Regions from separate parts of the Homo sapiens genome. Here region 1 is linked to region 2. The links are chromatin loops, found by intact Hi-C in ENCODE. Cell type or tissue: dorsolateral prefrontal cortex. All regions are shown on one strand. Links, peaks and the distances in the headings refer to the core of each region. The heading gives the core; the rest is flanking DNA.

Region 1 (5,385 bases), core at 234-5,233, 610 kb after region 2:
TTTTTTAATCTTGCTTGGGTTCTGCAGGACTTCTTAGATCTGTATTGATGTCTGTATCATTTTGGAAATATCTCAACCATTATCTCTTTAAATATCATTTTTGCCTATTCTCTCTTCTTTTGTTGAGGACCCCAACTTCCCATATGATGAAATTTCTCACAATTCTAATTTCTGTATCTCTTGCTGCCTTAGCCTGGGTTGCCTGGAAAGCAGAGCCTGATATAAAGGCTTGCATGCAGGTACATTACTTACGGATGTGATTCTAGGAACAAATGTGAGGAATGAGGGGTATGGAACAGGGAAGGAGCAAGAACCAATACAAGTATTTGACTGAGTCAGCTGGTGTGACAGACAACTCGGGCTGCATCTCAGGACTCAGGAGGAATCTTATAAAATATGTCCCTGAACTCACTCATTCACAAAGAGCTGTTAGAAATACAGCTTGGCACAAAGCTGGAGGCATCACGCTACCTGACTTCAAACTATACTACAAGGCTACAGTAACCAAAACAGCATAGTACTGGTACCAAAACAGAGATATAGACCAATGGAACAGAACAGAGCCCTCAGAAATAATACCACACATCTACAATTATCTGATCTTTGACAAACCTGGCAAAAACAAGAAATGGGGAAAGGAGTCCCTATTTAATAAATGGTGCTGGGAAAACTGGCTAGCCATATGTAGAAAGCTGAAACTGGATCCCTTCCTTACACCTTATACAAAAATTAATTCAAGATGGATTAAAGACTTAAATGTTAGACCTAAAACCATAATAACCCTAGAAGAAAACCCAGGCAATACCATTCAGCCCATAGGCATGTGCAAAGACTTCATGACTAAAACACCAAAAGCAATGGCAACAAAAGCCAAAATTGACAAATGGGATCTAATTAAACTAAAGAGCTTCTGCACAGCAAAAGAAACTACCATCAGAATGAACAGGCAACCTACAGAATGGGAGAAAATTTTTACAATCTACCCATCTGACAAAGGGCTAATATCCAGAATCTACAAAGAATTTAAACAAATTTACAAGAAAAAAATCAAACAACCCCAACAACAAGTGGGTGAAGGATATGAACAGACACTTCTCAAAAGAAGATATTTATGCAGCCAACAGACGCGTGAACAAATGCTTATCATCACTGGTCATCAGAGAAATGCAAATCAAAACCACAATGAGATATCAACTCACACCAGTTAGAATGGCGATCATTAAAAAGTCAGGAAAAAACAGATGCTGGAGAGGATGTGGAGAAATAGGAACACTTTTACACTGTTGGTTGGACTGTAAACTAGTTCAACCATTGTGGAAGTCAGTGTGGTGATTCCTCAAGGATCTAGAACTAGAAATACTATTTGACCCAGACATCTGATTACTGGGCATATACCCAAAGGATTATAAATAATGCTGCTATAAAGACCCATGCACACGTATGTTTATTGTGGCACTATTCACAATAGCAAAGACTTGGAACCAACCCAAATGTCCATCAATGATAGACTCGATTAAGAAAATGTGGCACATATACACCTTGGAATACTATGCAGCCATAAAAAAGGATGAGTTCATGTCCTTTGTAGGGACATGCATGAAACTGGAAACCATCATTCTGAGCAAACTATCGCAAGGACAGAAAACCAAAGACCGCATGTTCTCACTCATAGGTGGGAATTGAACAATGAGAACACTTGGACACAGGGTGGGGAACATCACACACTGGGGCTTGTTGTGGGGTGGGGGGAGGGATAGCATTAGGAGATATACCTAATGTAAACGACAAGTTAAGGGGTACAGCACACCAACATGGCACATGTATACATATGTAACAAACCTGCACATTGTGCACATGTACCCTAGAACTTAAAGTATAATAAAAAAAAAAAAGAAGAAAAGGAAAAAAAAGAAATATGGCTTGGCATCTCAACTTTCTCCTGTGGAGGCTGCATACACACCCAGGGGAAAAATGGCTACAAGGCCAGGTGCGGTGGCTCATACCTGTAATTCCAGCACTTTGGGAGGCCAAGGCAGGAGGACTGGTTGAGCTCAGGAGTTCGAGACCAGCCTGGGCAACATAGACCTCTACTAAACATCTCTACTAAAATTAAAAAAAAAATTAGCTGGGCATGGTGGCACATGCCTGCAGTCCCAGCTACTCAGAGGGCTGAGGCAGAAGGATCATCTGAACCTGGGAGGCTGAGGCTGCAGTGAGCCCTGATTGTGCCACTGCACTCCAGCCTGGGCAACAGAGCAAGACCTTGTGTAAAAAAACAAAAGTGGTTACACACCAGGCTCATCATCCTGGGTCTCTGTTGTTCCCAGATCCTGGTCCAGCAATTCCACACCAGTTTCAGGCTCTCCGATTTCTTCAAGCAAATGCTTTAAATATTTTGTTCATTGTTGTCCCCTTTGGGAGTGTGAGTCTATCTAATTAGTCATCATCTAAATGGAAAATATTGCATAATGTTCCACTGATGTTTAGCAGCATCTCTGGCCTTCCCCCCACAGATGCCAGTAGCATCCTACCTAGTCATGATCATAAAAATTGTTGCCAGACATTGACAAATGTCCCCTGGTGGACAAAATGGCCCTTGGTTGGGAAGCACTGGGTTAGACCAACCGGAACCCACCTCTAACCCTGGCACTCACTTCCATTAGAACACTGGCCCACGTGGAGGACGTTTATCTCAACAAAAACAGGTTCTGCCAGCATGTCAGAAGAGGCACATGATGCTGGCAGGCAGCCCACAGTGTGCCTCACAGCTCAAACCAGAAGCAAACCCTACTTCTAGTCCAGTGCTTTTTCCCAGTCCCATGCTGTTTCAACTCCTTCCACTCTCAGGAGGCTGGGGTCTTCAAATCTGTAAATTCTAACAACTCCCCAGGTGTTTTGCACAGTCAGCCAGGCCCTGGTCCAGTCAACCAGTGTTTGGAGATCACTGACTAAGCCTAAGTTTTATTTCAACTTAAGATAGGGACCTGGATAGAGAGAACTTTCAAGCTAGGCAACAGGTGTTTTTGTTTTTGTTTTATTTTTTAGACTTTTGGGGAGGGGATGGAATATAACAAACTTATACAGAAAAGTGTACAAGTGTACAAACTTACATAGAAAAGTGTACATAAATATGCAGCTAAACAAGCTGATATAAAACAAAACCCAGGTAACCCCCTCCAAGGTCATGATACAAAACATCAGCATTTCAGATGCCACCCCCACCCATTCCTGATCATAATCTGTGTCCCATGGCTAAATCACAGCCTTGCAGAGTCCCAGCCCAGCAGAGGAGAGGGGTGTTTCGTCAGCGTCTCACCTGCATCCCTGCAGCCCCTCCCAGCCCAGAGCTGCCTCTCAGGTGTCTTCTGCAGGCGGGCAGTCCCTCAGGTCCCCAGTACAAATTGGTGGTGGCAGTGATTCTCCAAGGTCTCCAGTCTCAGAGACACTGGACTCAGGTTCCCCAAATTGGAATGCTCTACGTATTTCTCTATTTCCTATTTGCTTTTAAAGTGCTAATCTGTTGCAAATTTAGTTTTTAAAAGTATTTTAAAACTCCCAATGCACAAGCAGTACCCCAGACCAGTGATACCAGAATTTCTGGGGTGTCACGTAGGCATCTTTCCAGATGATTCCAACATGCAGCCAAAGTTGAGAGCCACTGTCTTAAAGTTCAGCCCCTCTGGGGTGACACTATAAAGCACAGCCACAATTCATGATGCCCGGTTGAAGCCTTTGCCTCTGCTGCCTGGCATACGCAGCTCCTTTTCCCTTCCATGGAATGCCTCTGAGTCCAGTTGCTGCCATTGTGAAGGTACCCACACTCTCATTATGGAGCCCAACACTGTCATGGCCTCCTGGCATAGGGCACTCGGAGGAAGGAAACTGGAGAAGCAGGACCTGAGCCATGGGAAGGGAAGGAGAAGGTGTTCATCTCCTTAGGGTTGCCTCTCTGGTGTGTGCATGTAAACAAAGAGTGGAGCGAGAAACTTGGCCCCTGAGAAAACGCAAATGCTTTAAGTCAGTTACTGAGTTCAGGAGACCTTCCTCCTGTGAGTTCATAAATGATTTGCTTCCCTATAAAGACTTAGGAGCTCTGTGACACTTACTGAAGTGAAAGCGAGAGTGTTCAGAGCTTGCGTCTGCAGTCACATACTGATAAACACGGCGAATAACACCAATCCAAATCCCCAGTGCCTATAGCAGTGCCCAGCATGTGAAAGTGCCCAGTGGTATCTGTAGAATGAAGAGTGAACAGACGTCACACTGACCTAGCTGATGTGTGGGAAGAACAGAGCTTTGGCCTGGTGGAGAAAGGCAGGGAATGGAGGCGCTGGCTCAGGCTCTGGAGTTCTGCAGTGGAGGGAGGGGAATAAACTGCTATGAAGGCACAGGGCAGACCTATGAAGAAGGCAAGAACTATGTGGGACACGAAAATCCTCCTGCCTGCTGCCTTGGCTCACAAGCATCAGAGTGAGGAAATGAGGGTGTCCTCACCCACCCTGCTCTCTGGAGGGCAGAAAGGGAAGAAACAGAGAAGATAGGCTCAGTTTATCCGTCTGGGGGAGAAGAGTCATGCTTTTGTTCAGTTGTCCAGCTGCTGCTTCTCCTTCTATTAAGGCCATGGGAGAGTGGAGGTCTCCCTGTCAACTTGCTCCCTATCAGCCATCCTACAGGAATGCCATTACCCCCCAAACTTGCCACTTGTGGGTGCCTGAGTTTGCACTTTGTTCTGTTCCAGTGGCTGTTGCTAATCGTGAAACTGAGGCTCCCACCTGTGCCAGTCTTTATTCCAGATACAAGAAAAGTTGTTGGTTAGTGCCCATGGAACTGGACCACAGGGAGCCACCCCTGGCTATGGAGGTGACAAGCTAGAGGGCAAGAAGCCTATCCTAAACAAACCCAGAACTAGTAGATGGAAGGGAGCTGGGTGTTCCATACCCTAGGACGTTACCAGTACGCACCTGAGTTTGGAAACCTTTTGAGATAACTAACATTGCCAACTTCTTTTGCAACAGGGTGGAACTTCTCTGGCAAGAGCCATCAGTTGGTTAATCTTGGGTTTTCTAGTCTCTCTGTTCCTGTAGATCCAAACTTTTGCCACACAGCCTTCTGCATGAACAAACACATTGGGCCAATTCCTTCCTAAAGAAGGACATTACCTCACCCAAACAACACATCTCTTCATTACTGAGAGCCAAAGAAACATTGAACTCTTACAAATATGCATAAGTTTTTTCAACAGAAAAAAAAGCAGGACAGGAATCATCAAAATGGAAATGATTACAGTTGACCCTTGAACAAAGTGGAGGTTGGGGGTGCCAACCCCCAGTCCAGCTGAAAATCCACATATAACATTTGACTCCCCCAAAACTTAACTATGAATAG
Region 2 (5,385 bases), core at 147-5,146:
GCCTAAGCTACAGAATGAGACTGTGTCTCAAAAAAAATAAAAGTGTAGAATTGGATCCCATTATAGGTGATAGTCAATTTAGGTCTTCAAAATGTGAAATGGATGTAGATGAGAAAAGATTAGATGAACTAAGTGTTATTTTTTTCTGATGATAGTCTAAATAGTGGTTGTCAGAAATTTTAAATGTTTTACCAAAAATAAGTACAACGAGTTTTTGTTTTTGTTTTGTTTTGTTTTTAAGATGGGGTCTCGATATGTTGCTCATGCTGGTCCTGAACTCCTAAACTCAAGTGATCCTGCCACCTTGGCCTTCCAAAGTGCTGGGATTACAGGCATGAGCCACCATGCCCGGCCCAAAAAGCACAAGTTTTATTTTCATATCTTCATGACCAGAATGAAAGATGTTGGACTCTAAACTACCAAACAAAGGATTGTTACTAGCTATATATGAAGAAGTTGGCTTTAAAAAATGAGTGAGTTCTAGAGCAGTTGGGAGAGCCTCACTTTGTTGTCTCTAAAAATAAGGCCAATTCCCACCAGAAACGGTGTAGTTAGTAGCTGCTTTAAAGCAGAGGAGTGGAGTTGGACTCTCTCAGCCACTTGTAGGATCACAGCTTCCTAGGGCATGACTACTAAAGACATGCAATGTGTTAATGGAGTTATTTTCCATTATTTAGGTGATAAAACTCTTACAATCAAAATACCATTATAAAGAAGAGGCTGAAATCATCTGTGATAAAGTTCAAGTTAAACTCAGCAAGGAATGTTTTCATCCTTACAATACATGCATTACTGATTTAAGGACTTCACATTGGGAAGAAGCAATCCAGGAAACAAAAGGTGGTGCAGCCAATAGAAAATTGGCTGAAGAATGTTATTTCCTTTGGAAATCTACACGTTTACAGCATATGACACTAGCAGAAGACGTCAAAGCCATGCTTACTGAACTTCGAAAGGAGGTCCGCCTACTTCTATTAACGAATGGGGACAGACAGACCCAGAGGGAGAAGATTGAGGCTTGTGCCTGTCAGTCCTATTTTGACGCTGTTGTTGTAGGTGGAGAGCAGAGAGAGGAGAAACCAGCACCGTCCATATTTTATTACTGCTGCAATCTTCTCGGAGTACAACCTGGGGACTGTGTGATGGTCGGTGACACATTAGAAACCGACATCCAAGGAGGCCTCAATGCAGGATTGAAAGCAACAGTCTGGATCAATAAAAATGGAATAGTGCCACTGAAGTCCTCCCCAGTTCCGCATTACATGGTTTCTTCTGTGCTAGAGTTACCTGCTCTCTTACAAAGTATAGACTGCAAAGTCAGTATGTCCACTTAAAGCACATAAAAGGGCATGATTATGAATGTTAGAATCAATTTGCTGAGTATGAAATAAGAAAAGTTAGGGCACTCCACTTATGATAATCCAGCTCTAAGAATAATTTTACTTATGATTTAATGGCCAATATTTTGAAGGTCTTCCCAACCCTATTGCTTCTAAGTTGTAACAACCAACCATTGAGTGGTACTTATATCTGAAAATTCAGATTGCATGAATTCAGGTCAGTAGTATAGCCCAGAAAATTTAAGGAAATATATTATTTGTTAGTCTGTATCTGGAGCTTTTTAAAATTATGTTATTAATCTTTTAGTATCTTGGCTGCATAATGCCAAGCAGGATTGCTTTACACATGGATGCACAAATGTAAGGTTTATCTTCTGGCTTAAAAATAGATATTTTTAAAAAATAGATTTTCTAAAACACAGATTTATGAAAGCAAGTGAATCTGGTTAATATGAAATAAGTACTAAGTCACATGCAAATCAAGGTATTATATAGTGAAATTATTTTGCATATTTTGAAAACATAAACCATAGTTTTTGCCTACTTTGGATGTATACTTTCTTTTATGAACCTGATTTTTCTGTATGACATTTTTTTTTTTTTCAGAGGGCAGGGAGCAATTTTTCTATGGCATGTGACAGATTCCTCCAGTTAGAAAAAGCTGTTAAAATCAACACATGGTGCTCCTTTACCGTGACATTTTCTCACCTGTGCACAGTGAGCCGGTAGCTTCCTTTTAGTCTTCACCTCTCAAGGAAATGTTTTTACTGTCTTTTCCCAGACACACAGTGGGGTTGAGGGAGCTAGGCTGTTTTGCTAGAGATAATTGCAAGGCACGTGGCACTAAAAGTCATTTTTCTTCTGTGGATCCATAAGAGGAACATTTCCTCAGTGTAGCCTAACAATGCAGCCCCCAATCTGTTCCTTTTTTTTTTTGAAATGGGATCTCTGTCGCCCAGGTTGGAGTGCCATGGCACCATCTCGGCTCACTGCAACCTCTGCCTCCTGAGCTCAAGTGATCCTCCCACCTCAGCCTCCCAAGGGTGTGTGTGACTACAAGTACACACTACCACGCCCAGCTAATGTGTGTTTTTGTAGAGATGGGATTTTGCCATGTTGCCCAGGCTGGTCTCGAATTCCTGGATTCAAGTGATCCTCCCACCTCAGCCTCCTAAAGTCCTAGGATTATAGGCATGAGCCACTGTGCCTGGCCCCCTCATCTGATAGAAAATTAGATTTTGCTATGAGCCATTTCCTGAGGGCCAATTTAATACTCGTGTGACTCTTCTTAGAGTTACCATCTGCCTTAAATTTCCTCTGTTTTTCACATTCTTGGAAATATATCATTGTTTTGCAAATTTCTATATCTAATTCAGGGTTTACCAGGAGCTTAATAATTAATGGCTACATAGCAAGGCATCGTCTTGGAACCGGAGAATTTTCTCTAGACTATTAGGCTAGACAGTCTCATGATTATACTAACCAAACCTGGAGTAAAGTGGTTGAAAAAAAAGAAAGTATAAAGGGGCTTATTAAAGTGGTTAATAAATATGATTTAGGTTGGTTTTTGATATGTTTTTCTTCCAACTGTTATATAAGAAACTACTAATGTAAAATAGTAGGCTATATGTTGGGATGTGTATAGCTATGTCTTCAAGACTAATACTCAGAGAATCAAATTGTAGATTGTACCTATCTGTGAGCCTATTTCTTTAGCCAGTTTTCTGTCTACTGCCAAGAAACAGAATTCTCTGCCTCATGCAAATGCCCTTTCGTGTTTACTTTTCGCTCTAGATTTTTAAAAATGTGATTGTGCCCTTGACTGTACCAAAGTGCTGTTGCTATAACAGTGAACATTTGTGAACAGAGGATGTTTGTAGTTTCAAATGCAGTACCCATATGACCTTGATCATATTTTAGCTATTTAAAAATTAAGTTGGAGGATTTTGGCAGAAGTAGTCACATGCATGATTGCTCTGATAGATTGGTTGGCGTGTGCTGCAGGGGGCTTGTCCTTTTAACTCTCCCACAGGATGGATGTAGGCAGTGTCACATTCATTATGCTGAGAGTGAAGGTTCATCACTCCTGTATCATGGTAGCAAATCTCAACAGGATAGCTTCTAGGATGTTAAGTGAGCAGTTCTCCAGCAGAAATGATGTAGAAGGAAAAAATTGAATAATTAAATTTCCTTGTCTTCACAGTTTGTATTCTACAGAGTACAGTAATGTATTACATTCCATTTGCACCCTTCCTTAGGGAAGAACTTTGTGGTTATCTACCTTCTGAGTGGAATGTTACAGAAAATATTTTAAAATATTGGAATAAACCTATGATTTTATTAATATTTTTTGTTTTAGAATAATATTCCTTAAAATTATGGGTGATGTTTTGTCATCTTTATTTTTTTTCAAAGTTTCCCTGTAGTGGCCTTCTCACACAAAGCCAGAGGCCCTCCCTAACACTGCTTACAGAGGTGGGCCTAGAACAGACATGAATGGACACTGCACCTGGAATACCAGCACCTGGTGGGGAGGTTTGGTTCCATGTGCACCTCCACATACAAGGCACGAACATCTCAGATCTGGGAGTGCCCAGGACCCAGTGGATGCTCAGTATTGTAGGAAAGCAGGTCTTTACCAAAGTTCTTGGTTTATTGCTTTCAAACTTCTTTGCAACCTTCAGTAAGAAACATTTTCTATCATAACCTCTTTAACACATTTATAGTGTTAGATAACACTGTAACTATATATAAATATAAATATAACACATGTATATAAATAAATATAAATATAACATTTTATAGTATAACATTAATATGTGTATGGGATCCAGTTTTATATGTTTAATTTTCATAAAACATTCTTGTTACGTGTGATGATATTTTTCATTCCATTCTTTTTTGAATTAGGGAATATATTCATTGTTGAACAAGTACTACTTGTAGTACACAAGTCAAAAAAATAAAAGGGTGAATGGTGAAAAGTCATTCTCCTCATCTCTTTGCTAGGGGCCCACAACCCACTTGCCCTAAAGGCCACTACTGTTTAGTTTTTGTTTTATTTTTAAAAATAGAGACAAGGTCTCGCTATGTTGCCCAGGCTAGTCTCAAACTCCTGAGCTCAAGCAGTCCACCTGCCTCAGCCTCCAAAAGTGCTAGGGTTACAGGCATGAGCCATGTCACCCAGCCAAGGCCAGTGCTGTTACCAGCTTCATGTATACCTGCATATAGAAGTGTATAAGACTATATAGAATCAGTTGAATTCAGGCAGATTTTTAATTTCTGTATTTCAGTTTAGGAAACAGCATTCTTGCTCAGATAATCTAAGAGTCATGCAGCTTGTGTTTAAGCCATTTGTGTTAGGAACATAATACCTTCATGGTCTCAGCCATGTGCGAGATCTCTGTAGTTCCATTGACTTTCGCATACCACCACCCTGGTGATTCTCTTTGCCTCTTATGTTAAATTTCCTATTTTCTGTGTCCTGTGTATTCCTATTTTGACTTATTCCCTCTTTTTGGTGGCATGCATCCTTGCGTAGGTTCCCTGTAAACGTGTGTAGGAGGTAAAAGTTTTGAGATCTGAAATGTCTGAAAATATCTTTATTCTCTTCTCCCATCATTGATAGTTTTAATAGTGTGTATTTCGATAACATTTTTACTTGAAATTTTGAAGGCATTGGTCTGTGGTCTAGCAGCCATTTGTATGTGACCACTTTCTTTCTCTCTTGTAACTCTTAGAACCTTATTTTCCTCCAGTGGTCCATGATCACATGCCTTGGAGAGGGTGTTTCCATCCTCTGTGCTTGGCACGCTGAACCCTTTCAATCAAAATCATATTTTCTTGGTCCTGGGGAATTTAATGACTTCATTGATAATTGCCTCCCTTTGTTTATTTTCTGATTTCTCTTTATGATTTCTGATTTTTTTTGGTTTCTCTTATCCCTGTTATTCAGATGTTAGAACTCCTTTACTGACCTTCCACTTTATCTTTTCACTCCCATTTTTCCATCTCTGTTACTCTGTTTCTTCAACTTTACCTTCCA

Evidence for each region. A loop is a pair of places that touch in the nucleus more often than their neighbours do. Peaks named below come from ENCODE experiments on the same cell type or tissue, not always from the same donor. Only the 100,000 strongest peaks of a DNase experiment are listed, where the experiment ranks them.
Region 1: a loop joins it to region 2, with 4 times the contacts of the local background. A loop is called at or near these places in 9 of 110 quality-filtered maps.

Annotation. Positions count from the first base shown.
Region 1 is chr20:24,997,709-25,003,093 of GRCh38, reverse strand. No RefSeq gene overlaps it. Among named protein-coding and RNA genes, the nearest start is that of APMAP, 7.6 kb to the right of the region's middle. In dorsolateral prefrontal cortex, for the core only: a CTCF peak has its summit at 2,650; a DNase peak (open chromatin) is centred at 2,733; H3K27ac peaks cover 1,664 bases.
Region 2 is chr20:25,611,874-25,617,258 of GRCh38, reverse strand. It overlaps NANP (N-acetylneuraminic acid phosphatase), which reads left to right. Exons shown (of 2, transcript NM_152667.3): 2 at 678-4,324. The coding sequence ends at 1,334. Among named protein-coding and RNA genes, the nearest start is that of NANP, 9.4 kb to the left of the region's middle. In dorsolateral prefrontal cortex, for the core only: no CTCF peak of the experiment used is centred there; no DNase peak of the experiment used is centred there.